Regions from separate parts of the Homo sapiens genome. Here region 1 is linked to region 2. The links are chromatin loops, found by intact Hi-C in ENCODE. Cell type or tissue: CD14-positive monocyte. All regions are shown on one strand.

Region 1 (2,500 bases), 67 kb before region 2:
CAGATTCACCCTCCAGCTACTTGCAACACCTCAGCAGTTTTACTTCAGCTTGTTGTATTCTTTCCTTGCAACTGGACTGTAAGTTTATATTGCAACCCCAAGAAAAGATTCACAATCCCTTTTTTTTATTGTACTATAAAAAGAATTCTAGTGATAGAACCTCCACAGGGCTTGAAGTGAAGCAGCCATTCATTAAGTGTCTGCTGTGTCCTGAGTATGCCAGCAATGAACAAGACAGACCAGGTCCCTGGCTGCATAAAGAGCAAGAGGGACTGTGGCAGGGAAGTGCCACGCAGATGCAGAGAGCACGAGAGTGAGGCCTGGAGAACCAGGAGGGGCTTCCTTGAGAAGTGGTGTTTGAGCCACTGAAGGATCCCTGAAGAATGCCTCATCCCTGATGGATGAAGAGAAATGAATTAAGCAAGAGGCACAGGTCAGAGGGGTGGAAGAGCATTCTGAGAGGGATGGGAAGGGCCCAAGGCAATAAAGAACTTGGCCCACTGGAGGAACTGAAGGGAGGGCAGGCTAGGTGCCAAGAGAGGGAGAGTGGTGTGGGAGATGCAGCCGGAGAGGAGGCAGGGCCAGTGTATGCAGGGCCCAGGAATCGCCAGGTGGGATGCTAACTGGCTGTGGGCTGTTGGCAAGGCAGGTAACAGCTCACATGTTCCATTTCCTTATCTTCAAGGTGAGAGTCTTCAATTAGATGATCTCGAAAGCCCTTTCTGACTCTACCATCCTGTGATATTGTGACTTCAAAGAAAGTGAAGTGATTGCTGAGAAAGAGAAAAGTGGCCCCTGACAACCTGGATCTGGGTGGTCCCATAAGCTAGGCCTTGGCGTTCTCCTGTTAAACATAAACAACTTCACAGAACATCAACAGCAAGCAAGATGTCTCTGTGACCATGATAAAGACAAAAATAAGACCACTCCACAATCATGTCTGAACACAGACAAAAAACGTTAACATTGTCCAAACCATGGAACTAACCAAACATTTCCCTATTCTGGCTCGGAGGAGTGACTGCTACTCCTTTACCCTTACAGCTTCAGTCTCACTTAGTCTTCCTCCCTTCTAGACAAGATTTATTAAGATATGGAATCATAGAATTTACCCCTGCTTCTGACAGCATGCAAAGCTCCACTTCCTTAAACCGTCCCCAAAATCGCCTACCACAAACCGCACTCCTGTAAGTCCTTTCTAACACCCTGTCGGTGAGACACCCCACCGTTCTCCTTCTCTGCTATGTCCTGTCCAAGCACAGGGTGTTCCTCATGCAAGTGCAGGGCTGGCCATGAGAAGCAATGCCACCCTACACTTTGCTCTCCTGGTGTCTCTCTTGTCTCACCAGTTCCAGCCCAGTCCTGGGGGTCTTTGGCTGGATGGAGTTGACATCAGTCCCCTTCCCTGCTCTTCTCTAATCTCACCACAGGTACCCTGCTCTGGGCCTCAGGGTGTTGGGGAGTAGAGCTGGGAAGTAGCGGAGGAGAAAATGAGGAAGAGAAATGCAAGAGGGCGACTTCACAGGGGAATTTTGTCCACCTGATGATGTGGGAACGGAATTAAAACTGTCTCCAGAGCGAATGTTTCTTCTCTCACTTGAAGTCTGGGCTTCCTCCTTTTATGTCTATGCCCCACCCAGATTACGCATGGGCTACTTGGGCGGTTGTGGTATTTCTGTTTCCCAACCAAACGCCACCACCTCCCCTTAAAGCCATCTTCACAGGAAGGTAACCAGCTCCCGGTGGAACTGACCCATTTGACAGTATCTAAGGGGAACAAAAATTGTTGCTGCTGCTGATTCAGATTCACAGCTTGGACTTCCCACCCTTAGCTAAAAGTTTTTCACTGGGGGGAGTCCCCACCACACAACCTACTCTATTCATGTGAGCCAGTGGTAAACAAACCAGACTCCTGGTGCCTCCTGAGTCAGATGATAACCAAGGGAAAGAAGTGACCTCTATCTCTGGACACAAAACAAACTAGAGGACCCTTACTCCTCTGATTGAGAAAGCTGGTGAAGTCAGCTCCTTTCAACTTGGAGAAGCCATTGCTCACATCAGGCGCATAACTGTTTCCAAAGTCATGGAAATGTCCAGTTCATGGCAAAAGTAGGGTTTTCTTTGTGCTTAGTTTCATGAAGAGGTCAATCAACTTTTTCAGTAAAAGGCCAAATATTAACTATTCCAAGCTTTGTGGGCCAATCTTTGGCATAACTACTCAAATCTACCCTTGCAGCACAAAAGCAACCATAGATATAATGCAAGTGATTAGGCATGACTGTATTTCAGCAAAACTTTATTTATAAAAACAAGCACACCAGATTTGGCCCATGGAATGTAGTTGGCTGGCCCCTGGTGTAATGTAACCAACACGTGGGCACAGCTGAATAAGAAGAGGAATAATAACCTTTGCCCATTACTTTCTAAAGAGCTTACTTCTCATTAGACAGATTGAGAGGTTTAAAATCAGTTTGGAAACTGCTGGAGGATGGAGGAAAAA
Region 2 (2,500 bases):
TGCAACTCAATTTTAAATGTTTTATACAAAAAAATAGACACAGATATATGTTAAAATATATGGCAAGATGCTCATAATTATGTAATCTGAGTGGTGATATAGAGGTGTTTGCTACACTGTTTCTGAATGTTTAGAAATTTGGTAACAAAAAGTTGGGGGATTTGTTTTTAAAAACTCTTTACAAATGTTTGTTAAACTTTTGCTCAGAAACTTTACATTTTGGATTCAAGATGCTCCCTTTGTATAGAACTGTTTAAAGCTATTTTGTAGCAACTCAGATTTGTGGCAAGATAACTACCACCTTATGTAAAATAGTTTAGATAAGTTTCCAGTCAAAAAGCTCATGGGAAAAAAAGTGATGTTCTTCTATGAATCAGTGGGAAATTACTGCCCTCTCATTGAAGAAAGCCTCACTTGGTGGAATGGGGATTTTTAGTCTGAGCAGGTCAGAGATTTTCATTTCTTGATTTTGCCAACAGAAGGGATAAAAGTGAAACTCTGAATATGATAAATAGAAAATTATTGCCAAGTAAAAGAAGGCAGGCACAAAAATTATTCCCTAAACACCAACATCCTACAACCAGTAGCAGAAGGAGGCTGCAAGAAATTTGTGTTTCTAAGTCTGACTAAAGTCCCAGAGCTGCGCCAGTCATTTTCTACGGACATACAAGAGAACACCAGAGAAAAAAATTAAACAGTATCATTCTAGTAAGCCCAGAGACAAGAACAGGATTAGCTAGAGATAGAATGAAAAATACTTTTATATAGTTTGCCTTTTTGACTTGAGAAAATATGACTAGTCAATACTGATTTCTATTTATATTAAAATAATTCTTAATATAAATATATTAGATATTATTAAAATAAGTAATATAAATATATTAGATATTAAGTACTAAAATAATACTTAATGATTAAAAGTTTTTATTAAAATGGTTAGTTTTTAATTTTTATTTGAAAATATATAGTTTAAATCTACAATGGAATTCATACAGAAAATTATAATTTGATCATATTGTGGATGACAGAGCCAAGATATCTGCTACCACCTGGTGGAGCATAACTGAATTGCAGTAAAAGCCTGAGATGAGAGGGTAGGAGAGATTGTCAACATCTAGCTTAAAGAAATCCCACCTAGGCCGGGTGCAGTGGCTCACGCCTGTAATCCCAACACTTTGGAAGGCCGAGTTGGGCGGATCGCCTGAGGTCAAGAGTTTGAGACCAACCTGGCCAAAATGGTGAACCCCCGTCTCTACTAAAAAAAAATCAAAAAAATTAGCCGGACATGGTAGCAGGTGTTCGTAATCCCAGCTACTCAGGAGGCTGAGGCAGGAAAATTGCTTGAACCTCGGAGGCGGAGGTTGCAGTGAGCCAAGGTCGCACCACTGCACTCTAGCCTGGGCGACAGAGTGAGACTCCTTCTCAAAAATAAATAAATAAATAAAAATCCTACCTAAGTCTTCATTCCAGAATCTTTATTTCTTATATTAATGCACAAAAATTTGACGTCTTCCATTATGGTTACCAAATATATCCAGTTTATTGAACATTGTGGGCTACAAACTCAAATAGTTTTACTTTCCTCCAGTTACTGCCTTTGACCAGGCTTTGCCAAATCTTTTTTCCCATCCCTTACCAGAATTTTGGGTAGAACCTACATCTTTCCAGTCATTTTCACTTATTAAAAAGAAGTCTTGTCTAGTGTAAAACTTGAGCTTTTGAGACTGAGTCACGCTCTGTCACCCAGGCTGCAGTGCAGTTGCATGATCTTGGCTCACTGCAACCTCTGACTCCTGGGTTCAAGCAATTCAGCCTCCCAAGTAGCTGGGATTACAGGGGTGTGCCACCACACCCTGCTCCCCACTAATTTTTTTTTTTTTTAGTAGAGACAAGTTTTTGCCATGTTTCCTAGGCTCATCTCAAACTCCTGGACTCAAGCAATCCTCCCTGCCCCCCGCCTGCCTTGGCCTCCCAATGTGCTAGGATTACAAGGTGTGAGCCACCATGCCCAGCCAAAACTTGAGTTTCTAATCCAATTTAAGGCTCACATTTTCTCCTCCCCATCACTCTGTCAAGAAAACTTTCTCTTAAGAGACTTAAGTGAGGAATGGCCAGGGTCTGTTTTTTCACTCATACCCACTTCCTTTTTCTGGGTCTGAAAGATGAAAGTGTCTCTCATTTATCTGGCCCCTTTTATAGGCCTCTCTTGGCTGCCTTTGCTTCTCTGGCTAAGACCAACAGGTTGCTAACATCAAATGACCAAGTAACATACACAGCAGCCAACTATTCACAAAGACAGGTCATTGCCTTTACCCCTGCCTATGTAGACAAAGAGTCAGAAACAAAGAAAGACCTGGTTGTTTGCTCAAGTTTCTGGTCACCTAAAGAGTGAGCCTAAGTCCTCAGGCCTCCCTGTTAGCTGGTCCTAGTTCCCTTTCTTAACAGTTTTTGTGGTAAGTAAATATAGATCATAGTAAATATAGATCATCAGTAAAGATAA

What was found. Peaks named below come from ENCODE experiments on the same cell type or tissue, not always from the same donor. Only the 100,000 strongest peaks of a DNase experiment are listed, where the experiment ranks them.
Region 1: it touches region 2 in a loop (2.1-fold over the local background); 3 of 110 quality-filtered maps call a loop at or near these places.

The regions. Positions count from the first base shown.
Region 1 is chr3:122,232,030-122,234,529 of GRCh38, forward strand. All of the region lies in intron 1 of CASR (calcium sensing receptor), which reads left to right. Among named protein-coding and RNA genes, the nearest start is that of CASR, 50 kb to the left of the region's middle. RefSeq lists an enhancer at 1,441-1,530. In CD14-positive monocyte, a CTCF peak has its summit at 1,236; DNase peaks (open chromatin) are centred at 1,192 and 1,702; H3K4me3 peaks cover 1,922 bases; H3K27ac peaks cover 2,490 bases.
Region 2 is chr3:122,299,003-122,301,502 of GRCh38, forward strand. No RefSeq gene overlaps it. Among named protein-coding and RNA genes, the nearest start is that of CSTA, 25 kb to the right of the region's middle. In CD14-positive monocyte, CTCF peaks have their summits at 1,063 (motif pointing left) and 1,264; DNase peaks (open chromatin) are centred at 409 and 1,069; H3K27ac peaks cover 585 bases.